2 separate regions of the Homo sapiens genome follow, and region 2 is linked to region 1. The links are chromatin loops, found by intact Hi-C in ENCODE. Cell type or tissue: GM12878. All regions are shown on one strand.

What was found. A loop is a pair of places that touch in the nucleus more often than their neighbours do. Peaks named below come from ENCODE experiments on the same cell type or tissue, not always from the same donor. Only the 100,000 strongest peaks of a DNase experiment are listed, where the experiment ranks them.
Region 2: it touches region 1 in a loop (7-fold over the local background); 6 of 110 quality-filtered maps call a loop at or near these places.

The regions. Positions count from the first base shown.
Region 1 is chr13:23,508,087-23,516,086 of GRCh38, reverse strand. The region is part of intron 1 of LOC124903135 (a long non-coding RNA gene); the gene reads right to left. Among named protein-coding and RNA genes, the nearest start is that of LINC00327, 43 kb to the right of the region's middle. RefSeq lists an enhancer at 7,724-8,000. In GM12878, a CTCF peak has its summit at 4,899 (motif pointing left); a DNase peak (open chromatin) is centred at 4,916; H3K27ac peaks cover 1,336 bases; H3K27me3 peaks cover 128 bases.
Region 2 is chr13:23,703,179-23,711,178 of GRCh38, reverse strand. No RefSeq gene overlaps it. Among named protein-coding and RNA genes, the nearest start is that of TNFRSF19, 140 kb to the right of the region's middle. In GM12878, CTCF peaks have their summits at 1,433 (motif pointing left) and 3,280 (motif pointing right); no DNase peak of the experiment used is centred here; H3K27me3 peaks cover 179 bases.

The DNA.
Region 1 (8,000 bases):
AAGTCAAGAAGACCTGGCAAGAGAATTTAATTTCTATGTGTTGTACCTCTGTTTCCTCAACACCCAACTCATTGCTAGATCTCTAGGCACTTAACACCATTTCAGATATCTGCTCTCTCAACCTCCTCCTTCCTCACTGGAGGTTATAAACTGGCTTCCCTCCAGGTCAGGTAGGATCTGTTAGACCCACGTAGCCTTGGGCACACTATTTTTATTTTTTAAAACTTGAGTTAGTTGCTAAGATTTAATATTACATACATATCTGCATTCTGGCTTTCTCTGAAAACTCAGAAGCTTGGGGATACCGAGCAAACATTGTCTTGGCACCGAGTCCTGGCTGATCCCTCAGATGTAGCCAGGATCCTTCCTTCCCCTGTGAAATCTCGCCCTGCTGGCCCCAGGCATGCCCCCGCCCACGGGTGTGCATGTATTTCCCATCTCTGCCCTCGCAGCACAAGACACCAATGCCCTCTCCTTTTGGAAACCTCCTTTGGTTTGTCTGACATAGGGGCTCCACTCTCTAGTGGCCTCACTATTCTCTATCTGTCTGTGCCCTCCAGCAATGACATTTTCCTCTTTCTGCCATCCTTTAAATGCAGGAGTCCTCCGAAGGGGAAATCTATCCTTGATCTTCTCTTCCTTCTCTCTCTCCACTCTCCCTTGAAATCTCATATATCTTCACGATTTAAATTCACAATGCTCTGGAAATGATGTTTATATCCATTTGTCAATTCAACCAAATATCACTGAGCATAAATGCAAGGGTGAAAACAAAACACCCTTTCTTTCCTTAAGGAGCTCAGTGATACAGATATGTAAACAAACACAGTGCAATTTGATAAATGCTAGGGATAGTGGCACAACTCAATTGACTCCACACAAGGGGCAGCCTCTGAGCTGTGTTTTGAAGACTGAGTAGAAATTCACCATGGGAATAATGATAAACCTTACAGAATTTAGTTTCTCCTGTTTTAGGAAGCATTTCACACTGCCTGCTGTACATCTTTACTTGGACATTCCACTGGCGATAAAATTAAACACACCTAAATCTGATCTTCTATCTTCTTAACCACCCCCACCCCCACAATATTCCCACTCCAAACACCAGTTGTTTTCTTGGGCTTTCTTGTCGGCTACTGGCACCCCTATTCTCCCAGTAATCTCCCTGAGAGATATCTTTGATCTTTCTCTCTGATACTCAACCAGTGGTCAAATTCTGAGATTCTTCTTTTAAATGTCTTTTTTTTTTTTTTTTTTTTTTTGAGACTCAGTCTCGCTCTGTTGTCCAGGCTGGAGTGCAGTGGCGCTATCTCAGCTCACTGCAGCCTCCACCTTCTGGGTTCAAGCAATTCTCCTGGCTCAGCCTCCCAAGTAGCTGGGACCTCAGACACCCACCACCAACTACACCCAGCTAATTTTTGTATTTTCAGTAGAGACAGGGTTTCACCATGATGGCCAGGCTGGTCTTGAACTCCTGACCTCAGGTGATCCACCGGCTTCAGCCTCCCAAAGTGCTGGGATTACAGACCTAAATGTCTTTTAAATCCACATCTTGCAAGTTTAGGTCATCAGCATGTTTTGTCCAGCAGACAGCTTCAGCAAGTGGTCCTGTGAGTGCCTGACCTCTTCAGGGTGTCTCCCCTTCTGCACACCTGTCATGCAGCCTGCCTGGAGCTGGCTCTGAAAATGCCGACCCTTTGCTCTAAATGCTTTACATGTATTCACTTATTTAATCCTCACACTACTCCAAGTTGGCAGGGTTGTTATTATCCTCCCAGAACTGGTCCAAGTCTACACACCCAGTGGGTACAGGGCCAGGATCCCGGCCCAGAGAGTCTGACCGTGGAGGCCACCCACTTGCTGAGTAGCCTATGTTTGCAGGCCATGTTCTTGCTCAAAACTCAGTACAACCCCCCTTTGCCTCCAAACACCGTCTCAGTTTGTTAGAGCCTTGAAGGTTCTAATAACTTGGCCCTCAGCTAGCTCTTTCTTTTATGTCTTGGTTTCTTTTTCTTGTAGAGTTTATCCTGAGGATTTAGCGTTAACGCATCAGACACATAAAATACGGTGCTTAGTGCTTAGAAGGGGCACTGTTGGCTTTCCTTCTCATACCCAACCCTTGTCAAATTCTGAAGCATCTACTTTCAATGTCTCTTGAATCCACACCTACCTTTTCAGTTGGGTGGCTTTTGGTATTATTTCTCTCTGTTCTGCCTCACCAGGGGTAGGTTTTGGTAAAAAGTTAATTGCAGCTTCCCCACATGCTGGGGCCTCCCTTCTACTCTGACTGGCCATGCTGTGCTAGACTGGAATCTCCTCTTCATCCATTTGGACTGATGTAAATGCCCTCACCCTCACATGCCACAGATCTCGTCCTCTTTTCTGATTCTATTTCTGTTCTCTAGCCCTACAGTCAGCCAGAACAATCTCTCCCTCCTCTGTATTTCTAGACAGCTTTCTTTATGCTGCTGAGACTGTCTTACCTCATTCGGCATTTTAGTGGAACAGTTGGCTGTGCTCTTAATTGTTTCCCTTTCTAGATAATAAACTCCCCCAAGGCTAAGAGCATTGCTTGTTCATTCTTTTCTTCCTGCAGCTAAGTTCGGTGAATAGTATTTGGTTTATACTTCAACATTTACTGAATAATGTGGATACGAAAAAATGATATGTGGTCTTGATATCACCTGGATCATTCATTTGATAAACTTAATGCAAAATTTGAGTAGAAAAATTAGGCACCAATAGAATTAGTAAGGAAAAGGATAACATATATATCATATCAAACATTTATATTCTTGGTTTTTTTTTTTTTTTTTGAGACAGGGTCTCGTTGTGTCACCCAGGCTGGAGTGCGTTGGCAGAATCATAGCTCACTGCAGCCTCCTCCTGGGCTCAAGACATCCTCCCACCTCAGGCACTTGAGTAGCTAAGACAACATATCTATACCACCATGCCAAGCTAATTTTTAAAAACTTTTTGTAAAACATTTACATTCTTAAATATGACATTAAAATATATTACGAAGGAAATACTTCCTAAGGTATGTCATCTACAAATGTGATGAGAATCAATTGCATGATGTGTGTCAATATAAAATATGCTCTCTAATACAAGTTTACGGGATTACATATAAAATCTATATTCACCCTGTAGGTGAATTTAGGAACTGCACTAACAGAGCATATAGATTGTGTGTTTGGTGAGAATTAGGTTGGAGAAAGTAACTTTTGGGGATGAAATTGAGCTGCCTTCCCTGCTCTGTGAAAGGTAAATGATAGAAATGCAAAGGAGTGTTCGAACCGTAACTAAATAAGGTGGGGGTTAGTCTCAGAGCCTAGGAACCTGAGGGGCTGGGGCAGGAAGACTGTTCAGGTTCCCAGTGTAGCTCCTGCACAGCCTCAATGGTGAGCACAGAGGAAAGGCGGAGGGCGGGTTGGGCTAGGCTGGACTGCAGATGCAGAGAAGAGAAGGGAGCTGTGGGGGTGGCCACAGAGACTCAGTGTAGGCTTTGAAGCTGAAGGGGAAGATCCTGGAAGTGGTCCCAGGGCAAAGAGATCACTTAAGGGCTATCCAGTTTACCCAAAGACATCTTTGACCATCATAGAAGGGTGACGAGTGAGAGACAATTTGTCTGTTCTCCTACTGGAGTCTGAGAACTTAGACCTCTGGTGCTCTAAGTTGAAGGGAAGAAGATCACAGTCAGCTGTCTCTGTGATGGGGAGCAGAATGTCCAGTCCTTCCAGGATCATTTTTTCATTTGTAAAGTCAGAGTGATTTTAAAGCAAGTTGTGGGCATGTATTGGTGGCAGGTGAGGGGGGACGGTCTTTCCTGGTCAGCAGGCTGTGAGAGTGGTGTTCTCTGCAGCAAAGGAGGATCATGGCATTGAAGATCATCTTCAACCTATGGGTTCTCTAGAATCTGAATACTGGAGCCTGTGACCTGGGATTGATTTAGGGTTTATGAATTGGCATAGGAAGTGGGAGAAGCATTGGGAGGCAGAAAACCTGGATTTGAATCCTGGCACTACCCCTTTGTAGCTGTTTTACCAAAGTTTGTGAAAGTCCTTGGCACACTGCCTGGCACAGAGACTAAGGATTGAATATGGGTATCGTTGATTCTTTCTTCTCTGGTGCTTACAGTGTATTAGACTTCCCCACATTCTCTCTTGTCAAGTGGCAAAAATAGATTATGCCCAGTAAATAAAGACATAAATCGAGGCACAGAAGAGTTAAGAAGTTTGACTGAGATTATATAGGAGATAATCAAGTGGATCTTAAAGTGTTCAGAATTTCTATGATCATTTTTATTTACAAAGTGGCTAACATTTTTAGTTTATTCTCTACAATATGTCTCACAGTCCAATATTTCTGTTGTTAAATAATAACAACAGTGAATTGCTTTTGACCACTTTTGATTGCACTGGATCCCATCTCTAGGATGCAGAGACTAAGGTGGAGAATGGGATTTAGGCCAGCAAACCCAGAGCCCCCACTTTAATCCTACCAGACAGAGTGAGAGGAAGAGGGTGGGGCTCATGGAGTCAAGTTACAGATAGCTGGCCTCTCTGGGGAATGGCTAATGGTCTACTGCAGGGCTGTAGTCAACTTCAGGCATCTAGGGGAAGCAGATGGAATGAGGTGAGAGCTCCGAAATAGGACATTTGGGATTGTCAAAATGGCTAACACGAATCAAGTCTTTACAACCCAGTGTGTTGGAACCATTGTGGCAGGGTGGTTGGGATGGGGAAGAGGTGGTTCATTCTGGAAGTAACATAAATTGATATTAAATAAAGAGCCTAGTCATTGCTTCTTCCAGAAGCGATGGTCATGTGTTCCATGAGTCCCCACTGAGGTGACCTATGCTTTTCTGTGAATAGTACTTCTGCAAAAAGATTTTTGCACCACCTGCTGGCAAAGAACAGTGATCTTGCTGCTCATTGAAGAAAAGTCACACGCTTAAACTGCTAGTGAGCAAGGCACAGGGAGATCAAAACTGACTTTGGTGGGAACATGTAGCTACCACTCCTGCCTGGCATCCAATTCCTTGTCACCACCTTGTTAACAAGTTTTAAATTGTGCCAGGTGATACACACAGGTGGTTTCTTTCTGAAAGTGTCATAACAATATGAGAAGATTATTCTGGATTATGTTAGTGAGAAAGAGAATATTATTTTCAGTGATTAAGAGACAGGCTATCTAGTACTCATTTCTAACATACAGACTAATCTTTTTTTGGAAAGCATGTCTAGGCTACTCTTATTTTAAAATGCTGAAGCAACATCATTTATGCATTTGTTTGTTTGCTTATTGCCAAGGAACCATTTAGATGTTCCCGATTGAGCAAGACTTCTGGAACAATCTAGGAGTTTCATGTTCTACCTTGAGAGTGTGAAGTGGCTTTCTGGGTGAGATTTCCAGAGAACACATTGAGACATTTTTATTGTGCTCATTTTGCTGCTCAGAAGGAAATTGGCTTTTCCTTTTCTCTGCAGGGATGAATAATCTGAACTCATTTAATAGGGAGTCAAACAGACTGAAGACTTTGCCCACAACAATTTCAGATTCAACCCATCTCTACCACTGTTCTTTGATACTCTATGGCAGGAAATGTGGACTGAGGAGTGAGAAACTATCAAAGCTGCAAGTGGTGCACCTGGAGTTCAGAACTGGAATATTCCTTTTCTTCCTTTCCCACACACAAACCTTATCTTGCATGAGGGAGTAGTGGTTTATGAGTAAATATGATGGAATTCAAATACTTTTCTTAAGGAAGAGTCATCCTGTTTTCTAATTCGATGCAATGCATGATTAGAACAAATTTGTTGATTCTCTGACTCTATTTTTGTGAGTTTCTTTTGATTGTTGCCGGCAATCCCCCTTCCATCCTTAGTCTCCAGTCTCTTTCATGCATTGCTACCACTCTATCCCATTCTGTTTCACTTCACTCAACACTTGTTGAATAGTTACATTGTAAAGGGTCTGTACTTGAAAGACATTAGAGGAGACACAAAAATGAAGATAGCGCTCCTACCTTCAAAGAAACTGGCCCGTACTTTGGGTGAGAGACATGCACCCAAATCTCCTTTGCACAATCATGTGTTGCTTAACGACAGGGATGCAGGCTGAGAAATGTGTCGTTAGGCGATTTCATTGTTGTGTAAACATCATAGTGTGCACTTACACAAACCTAGTTGGTAGAGCTTACTACACACCTAGGCTGTGTGGTATGGCCTCTTGCTCTTAGGCTACAAACCTGCACAGCATGTGACCCTACCAAATACTGTAGGCAGTTGTAACACAATGGTAAGCATGTGTGCGTCTAAACATGTCTAAACACAGAAAAGGTATAGTAAAAATACGGTATAAAAGATAAAAAATGGTACACCTGACCTGGTGCGGTGGCTCGCGCCTGTAATCCCAGCACTTTGGGAGCCCGAGGCAGGCAGATCACGAGGTCAGGAGATCGAGACCATCCTGGCCAACACGGTGAAACCCCGTCTCTACCAAAAATACAAAAAAATTAGCCCGGCGTGGTGGCGGGCGCCTGTAGTCCCAGCTACTCAGGAGGCTGAGGCAGGAGAATGGCGTGAACCCGGGAGGCGGAGCTTGCAGTGAGCAGAGATCACACCACTGCACTCCAGCCTGGGCAACAGAGCAAGACTCTGTCTCAAAAAAAACAAAAACAAAAAAAACAAAACAGCCGGGCGTGGTGGTGGGCCCCTATAGTCCCAGCTACTTGGGAGGCTGAGGCACAAGAATCTCTTGAACCTGGGAGGCGGAGGTTGCGGTGAGCCGAAATTGCACCACTGCACTCCAGCCTGAGCGACAGAGCGAGACTGTGTCTCAGAAAAAAAGAAAAAGAAGAAGAAGAAAATAAAAGTAGGGTATTTACCAGAAATGGAGCTTACAGGTCTCCCTCACTGCTCTGGGTGAGTTTGTGAGTGAGTGGTGAGTGAATGTGAAGGCCTAGGACAGTACTGTACACTACTGTAGACTTCAGAAACACTGTACACATAGGCTACGCTAAATTTATTTTTAAAAAGGTTTTTCATTGTTCAAAAGTAAATGAACCTTAACTTACTGTAACTTTTTCTGTTTGTTTGTTTGTTTTGTTTTGAGATGGAGTCTCGCTCTTGTCGCCCAGGCTGAAGTGCAGTTGTGCAATCTCAACTCACTGAAACCTCTGCCCCCCAGGTTCAAGTGATTCTCCTGCCTCAGCCTCCCGAGTAGCTGGGATTACAGGCGCCCGCCACTACGCCCAACTAATTTTTGTATTTTTAGTAGATACGGGGTTTCACCGTGTTGACCAGTCTGGTCTCGAACTCCTGACTGCAGGTGATCCACCCATGTCAGCCTCCCAAAGTGCTGGGATTACAGGCATGAGCCATCACATCCGGCCCAACTTACTGTAACTTTGTTACTTTATAAACTTTAAAAATGTTAAAGCTTTTTGACTCTTGCAATAACACTTCACTTAAAACAGAAACACATTGTACAGCTATACAAAAATATTTTTTCTTTATATCTTTATCCTTCAAGCATTTTTTTTATTTTTAAATCTGTTTTTAAAACTGTTTTAAAACTGTTTACTTTTTAGTTAAAGACTAAGACACATCTGTAATCTCAGCACTTTGGGAGTCCGAGGCGGGCGAATCACGAGGTCAGGAGATTGAGATCCTGGCTAACACGGTGAAATCTGTCTCTATAAAAAATACAAAAATATTAGCCGGGCATGGTGGCGGGCACCTGTAGTCCCAGCTATTCAGGAGGCTGAGGCAGGAGCATGGCGTGAACCTGGGAGGCAGAGTTTGCAGTGAGCCGAGATCGCCCCACTGCACTCCAGCCTGGGCGACAGAGCGAGACTCCATCTCAAAAAAAAAAAAAAAAAAAAAAAAGAGCAAGACACAAGCACACCCATTAGCCTAGGACTACACAGGTCAGGATCATCCATGTCACTGTTTTCCTTCTCCACAATTTGTCCCACTGGGAGGTCTTCAGGG
Region 2 (8,000 bases), 200 kb before region 1:
AACATCAATAGGTTTTGTAACTTTGGATTTGGCACTATTTTTCCATTCAGTGAGCATTTATTGACTGCTGTGCACCAGGAAAAGTCAGAGCTCTGCCTTTGCTGTGGATGAATGAAAATAACCTCTTTCATGTCTGCACTGTCTGTTAATGTGTATGAATATATGTGTCTGTGTGTGTGTTTCTGTCTTTTTACATGAAAGGGACTGGCAGCTTTAGACCTATTGCTGTTGTGAATCTTCATGAACCTATATTTTGCCTCTCTGCAGTGGACCCATCATTACTAATTTCATCCTTTTGCAACAACTGTTTGCATTTAGATAATTGTCAGCACTTAGCTACCAAGGTTACAGAAAATGTCAAGATTCAGAAGAAGATATACAAATTTTTTTTGTAAGGCCATGAATTAAAGCAGTAACACTTGTCTAGACCATTAAACAAGGAGATACATTTGTATGTAGAAAGTGACTGCCCTTGTGTCATTAGAGTCTCATGAACCTGTGACTATTACATTCATAAAAAAGTGCACTGTCTTAATTCAGTTGGTAGTTCTCATCATGTTTCAGGGATTTTAGTTGTGATGATTGAAATAGTTGCCTTTGGGTAGTTTGTATTCCTGTTTCATCAGAGATTGGCTGAGACTTGTCTTTTCTGTTTACATTTCTCTTGGACTTGTTTCATCTGCTCTTGTTTGCCATGGAAACCTGTCTGTAAATCATATATATACATATATATACACAAATACATGCATATACATATATACACACATGTATATACGTATACACACATATGTATATAGATATATACACATACACACATATGTATATAGATATATACACACATATACACATATATGTATATACATATATACACATATGTATATATACACATGCATGTGTATATATACACACTGCATGTATATACACACATGCATGTATATACACATACGTGTGTGTATATACACATACACGTGTATGTGTATATACACAAGTGTATGTATATACATATATACACACGTGTATGTGTATACACACATGTATGTATATACGCTCACACATGTATATACATATGTACATATGTACGTGCATATACACACATGTATGTATATGCATATATACACACATGTATGTATATACATATATACACACGTATGTATATACATATATACATATATATGTCTGTGTGTGTGTGTGTGTGTGTATATATATATGGCCATATAAAGTGTGAAAAAGCATGTTTGAGAGAGAATACCAAGGGTGTGGTCAAGTGACCATTTGCTAAAGAGATTACCCTGGATAGAAGGGAACCAGATGCTATTCAAGATAATGGGAGAAAGATCCTGAATACATTCCAGAGATCTTTGAGTCTTCCCCACCCATCACAGCCCCAGAGATCTAGGAGGGCAGAATGATTTCAGAGGATGGGCCTGGGGTGCCCTCCAGAGGCTTGCTGCCTAGAGCTGCCTTGGTCCCTGTTTCCCACATTCTGCCAAAGTGCCTGTGGATTGCCCCAGCTATGGCTCAGCTATTAATAGACTCAGATGTGGTTCAATCTGCCACTCAGGAAGGTGCAAGTAGTAAGCTTTGGTAACATTCGTGTGGTGTTAATTCTGCAGCCACACAGAATGCAAGAGCTATGGGGGCATGCCTACCTCCACCTGGATTTCAAATAATTTTTCAAATATTCTCTGGTGCCCAAGCAGAAACCTGCCACAGGGGTGGAGCTGTCACAGAAAGTCCTCACTAGAGTAATGCCTAGGGAAGCTGTGGGAGTGGGACCACCACCAAGACCCCAGAAGTGTAGAGCCACCAGTGTACAATTTCAGCCTAGGAAGGCTACAGGCGTTAGAATCCAACTCATGATAACTGCTCAGTGGACTGAACCCAGCAAAGCCACAGGGCCAGCTACCCAAGGCCTTGGGTGTCGAACTCCTGCCCCAGTGTGCCCAGGATTCAAGACATGGAGTCAACAAAGATTCAAGAAAATATATTTACTCAGTGCCTGGTTCATTGGTACCCAGTAATTCATGTCCAGGTTCAGTGGGAGGGATATGAAGCATGAAGAAAACTCTATAAAATAAATGTTCAAAGAAGTATTATAACTACACACAGGTGAGGTGCAGTGGCTCTTGCCTGTAATCCCAGCACTTTGGGGGGCTGTGGCGGGTGGATCACCTGAGGTTGGGAGTTTGAGACCAGCCTGACCAACATGGAGAAACCCCATCTTTACTAAAAATACAAAATTAGCCGGGCGTGGTGGTGCATGCCTGTAATCCTAGCTACTCAGGAGGCTGAGGCAGGAGAATCATTTGAACCTGGGAGGTGGAGGTTGCAGTGAGCTGAGATTGCGCCATTGCACTCCAGCCTGGGCAACAAGAGCAAAACTCTGTCTCAAAAATAATAATAATAGCTACACACAGATGAAGGTCATCTGTGTTGAAGTACAATGGCAATCTTACTGATGAGTCTTATTGTCTCACCTGGATATTTGCATTAAAAGACTGCTAACATTTGTAGCTGAAGCTTTAGTGCAGTTTGGTATGATTATTATGAAGTTAATGTTTCTGAAAATTTCCTTGAACTCAGAGCAACATATTCCTATATTCATTTCATAAACTTATTAAGCACTTACTGTGCATTTGCTACATTTTAGGAGCTAGGGATACAGCAGTGAACAAAACTGTCAAAACTCTCTAGCCTCATGGCATTTACATTCCAGCATACTGCGAATGACAAAAAACAAAGATGCTACATAAACTAGATGAAAAGGTAACTGCTTCTTTTTTCTTTTCTTTTTTTTTTTTTTTCTTTTTTGAAATAGGATCTTGCTTTGTTGCCCAGGCCGGAGTGAAGCTCATTGTAACCTCGAACTCCTGGGCTCAAATGATCCTCCCGCCTTATCCCCATGAGTAGCTGGGACCACAGATGCAGATGTATGTCACTACACCTGGCTGATTTTTTACTTTTTATTTTTTTGTAGAAACAGGATCTCACTATGTCTCCCAGGCTGATCTTGAACTCCTGGCCTCTCGTGATCCTCCCACCTCAACCTCCCAAAGTGCTAGGATGATAGATGTGAGCCCCTGTGCCTGGCCTGGTAACAACTTCTATGGGAAGAATTGGCGGGAGACTATAGAAGCTGGAGAAGTACACAACTTAAAATAGGGTGGTCAGCGGTGAGCTCACTGGGAAGGTGACTTGAAAGAGGCCAAGGAAAGAGCCATTTTGGTGTCTGGGGAAAGAGCAGAGGAAGCTTCATGTCCAAAGGCCCTGAGGTGGGAAAAGGAGCCCGAACTGTAGAGGGCAGTAGATAATGTCTTCAAGCACCAGACTCTGCTGAATACTGACAATATATTTTAAAGAGCACAAAACAAAGGATTTTTTTTTTACTCTTTATTTATTTTATTCATTCATTTATTATTTATGTACTTTTTTTTTTTTTTACTATTTTTTACTATTGCCTGACATTCTGCTTCCTTTATAACACAAACACCTGTTCAGTACCATAAAGTTAATTTGATCACTGTGCTCCCCTTCTGTATTTTATTAGAAAATATTTAAATAGAATTTACTAGATTCTGTGTGTTTTCCAAACACACTTTATAAATATAAACTCTCTTAATTCTCATAACCACCCTATTAGGGTAGGTACTGTCGTTATTTCCATTTTGCAAGGGGGTAAACTGAAGCACAGAGAAGTTAGGTTACTTGTCTAAGATCATACAGCTAATAAACACCAGAGCCTATAATCCCAGCACTTTGGGAGGCCAAGGCGGGAAGATCACCTGAGTCAGGAGTTCAAGGCCAGCCTGGCCAACATGGCAAAATCCCATCTCTGCTAAAAAATACAAAAATCAGCCGGGCATGGTGGCAGGTGCCTGTAATCCCCGCTACTCGGAAGGCTGAGGCAGGAGAATTGCTTGAACCTGGGAGGCGGAGGTTGCAGTGAGCCAAGATCGCACCACCGCACTCCATCCTGGCAACAGAGTGAGACCCTGCCTCAAACACACACACACACACACCAGAGCTGTGCTTTGTGCCCAGTCCACCTGGCTTTGGAGTCCATGCTCAGCCTCTGATAAAGGCACATCCTCTCCCAGAGGTGTGCTGGAGCCGGCTTGGACCAGCCCACAAGAGCCAATTGTGTGCATCTCTTGCCTCTTCTGCATCAGTAACATCACTTTGGTACTTAAAATTAGCCACAGTGGGAGTGTTTACACCACGGAAGTCGGCAAATGCTGTAAGTCCGGGCCTTGCATCCCCAAAACCTGGTTGTTGCACATTTACCAGCACGCCGTGATTCCCTGCCATCTTTTGCACCCCAATTCGGGTTGAAGCCCCTTGAAGCATCCCCCTGACTTCATCCTACCCGACACCCCCACTCCAGCTTCACCTGCCCTTCTGGCATTGTTACGTTACAACAGGGCTAACATCTGCCAGGGCTGTTTGACCACTGAAGTGAATGTTCTATTAGGAATTTCCAGTGCAGCATAGTGGCAAGAACAGGCAGTGATTAGGTGGACCTAGGTTCGAATTCTGACTCAGTGAGATACGTGGCTAATAGCAATTTACTTCCTGTCTCTGTCCACTGGTCTCCCTCATCCGTAAAATGAGACATAACAATTTGCACCTACTTGAAGCCTGGTTGTGGGGACCTGGAGCAAGGCCAGAGTCAAATCCAAACTCATGACCAGGCCTCCGTGGCCCCACAGAACACCTGCTTTTCAGCACCACCTCTCACCATCTTGTGCTTGGCCCCTGAGGCTCCACCACATCCCATCCTGGGAATTGGACCTGCTTTTCCTCCACCCAAATCTCACCACGGATGTGTGTGACTGCTTCCTCCATGTGCGGTCCACTCAAGCCCAGCAGCTCCACTCCAGGCCTCACTGCCACTGCCCACCCACCCCACGTGGCCTCCTGTGCCCCTCTGCTGTTTCCTCCATAGCACTCACAGGGGACTGGAAATTATCTAACCTATTTTTTCTGTTTTAGAAGCCCCTTGATGGCAAAGTCCCGTTTTACCCCTCCCTGTGTCCCTAGCACATGGAGTATCACACACTAGCTGAGTGGGGTATTGGGAAGAATCTTCCAGTCCTCTGGGATCTCAGGGAGTGGAGGTTGGTGGGGGCCCTGGCCATGTCACCACTGGCCTGTATCTGGGCCAGTGTGGAACTGAGCTGCGCCATCCATCCAGGGAGTCCCGGGGCCCTGCACTTTATCCAGGAAGATGGGGGAGAGGGTTCAGCAGAAGCTGCATTGTCAAATATTTATCAAAGCCTTTTGATTTGCAAACTTGCAGTTCCAGTGAGCACAGAGCAAACCACTCTCTTTCAAATGGCCTTTGGCAAGACCTCCAGCCTGTCACTGGATGCTGAGTGGGAATGTGTGGGCAGAGGGAGCACTGCTGTTGAAATCAGTATAGAATTTCCTGACTCCTGAGCCTTTTTTTTTTTACTCTTTACATTTTGTTTGCTGCAGCCAGAAGAGGAATCCTCCCCCATTGTCATCCTACCTTTAAGGCATCCAGCATTTTGCCTGGAAATCACCAACCTGATTATCGACCATGCAGAGACCTCCTGCCCTTGTGGGGTCACTCCCCAAACCTCAGCATTTTCAGAGGCTTTAAGAACTCACAAGCATCCTCTGATAAAGTGGCTTATAATTTGTACAAAGCCTGCATGGAAAGTGGTAGAGGAGAGGTCCGAGGGAAGTCACATTAATCCTGTGAGTGGCCATGTAGGCATTGATAGGACAGAATCACTTCTTGTGTGTTAACCACGAAGAGCGCTTAGCAGGCTTTGCGCAGAAGCTGTCCTGGGCTGTGGTGAGAGCTCTCTGTCATGGCCCCATCATCAGCACTTAGGTGACAGGGAAGGGGCACTGTCCAGGGCTGCAGGGGCCAGCCGTGATGGGGACCTAGGTGTGCTCATCTTTAGTGGTTCTGACGGTGTGAGAGGCTATTCCAGCCATGGACACAGGGCTATGGGATCTGGCTTTGATGCTGCTGTCTCTGGGCAGGAACTCCAGGCAGGAGGCCTCTACCCAAATACTATGGCCAGGGAAACCAAACAGTATGTTATTTTTCGCGGGCGTGCAAAGCATTGTGGAAACCAGCCTGAAACGCGTGGCTGAGGCCCGTGGCTTGATGGGTCCTCCTAGCTCCTGTGGTCTTCCCTGGCTGGATGCACGGGGGAGATGAGTGTCCTCACGTTTTTGACAGTGGAGTGAAGAGAGCTGGCCAGGCCCACCCAGGGGTCACCACATGGAGCAGGACGGAAAGTAAAAAACAGGAAGATAAAAAACAGGAAGAAGAAGGAAGGTGAAAAACAGAGACCTTCGAACACCCAGGAGCCCTGCTCACCGATACCTGTGGGCTGACGGTGACTGGACTCAGCTGCTACCTCGCTCCTTCATAGAAGAGCCGCAGGAGGGAGGAGCGGGTCCCCTCCACCAGGGCCGGCAGCCAGAGGCCTGCACCTTCAACCCCCTAGCCACAAAAAGTAGCATTTGCTGGGAAGTGGAGGAGGGAGAAGGAGAGGGAGGGACTGATTAAAGTATACAAAATTACAGCTAGATAGGAGGAATAATTTCTAGTGTTCTACAGCACTGTAGGGTGGGATTTTGAATGTTTCCAACCCAAACACATGATCACTATTTGAGGTGATGGGTAAGCTAATTACCCTGACTTGATCACTATGCACAGTATGCATCAAAACTCACTCAATATACCCCATAGACGTGTACAATTATTATGTATCAGTTTTTAAACATGTTTTTCAAATGTTTTTTAAAATCCTTGGGGTGGGAGGGGTGGGGGCAAGGGGAGGGAGAGCATTAGGACAAATACGTAATGCATGCAGGCCTTAAAACCTAGGTAACAAACTTGCATGTCTGCACGTGTATCCCAGAACTTCAAGTAAAAAAAAAACAATTCCTTGGGGGAAAGGATGCATATATTTTCAAGAAGCGTGGGTGAATGTATTATAAATTAATTTAAAAGTCAGTGGCTTCTGAGTTAGGACTTAGTAAGTATAGAGTTTCAGTTTTCCAAGGGGTCAAGAGTTGTGGAGCTGGAAGGTGGTGCTCGCTGCTTGGCATCATGAGAGTGGGTAATAACGCTGAGCTGCGCACCTCAGAATGGTTGGGATCGTAAGTTTCATGTGTATGTTGCCACAATTTAAAAAATTGAAAAAAAAAAATCAGTGGCTCTTTCCCTACCTAAGAGATTTGTGAAGACTTGTCCCGAGGTAGGATTCTGGACTTTCTAACCCCAGGCGTCCTCTGGGCATCCGCTTCTCCCTAAGCCCTAAGGTTCCCTTCCCCGTGACCTCTAGGGCGAGAGCCTGAAAGAGTGGTTGGACAGCTGGTCCAATTCATTCAGGTAAAGGACTTCATTCGCTTTAAGTGTCAACTCTTTTGGCTTTCACCTTTTTGGGTAGCCTGTTTTCGTAGAGCTCACTTTTTGTTCTCAAGCTCCCCGAGCACAATGCATTTTGTGAGCCAAATCATTAAAATAGGACATTTGTTTTTTGTTTTTTCTTTTGGCCACAAGTAAATACACGTTTAAGCAATAGCTTCCTACAGCTCTTGAATTATGCAATATAAAAATGCCAGTGTGTTTTAATTTTAGTTTTCTAGGTCATGTAATTAGAAAATGATTTGAATGAAAACAATGAAAAAAATGTAATATATCTTTTAATCTGTGAAACAAGAATGAGAAAGTTATTTCTCATCTCACTCTCCAAAAGTCCCAGGGCCTTGTGCCTCTCTGTGCCCTGGGCTGGCCTCACCGTGGGTCAGTCCTGCTCCCGCGCCTGCTGCTGAGCTTCCTGATGCCTGGCCCTGCCCATTCAGACCGGATTTGTCCAGATTCTCCCAGCATTGTAGAAAAAACAATCGCTCATATTTAATGAGTTCTTTTGTGTGTGTCAGACAGGGTTCTAAGGGTTCTACGTACACTAACACACATAAGCCTCATGAGCGACTGGGGCTACAGAGGG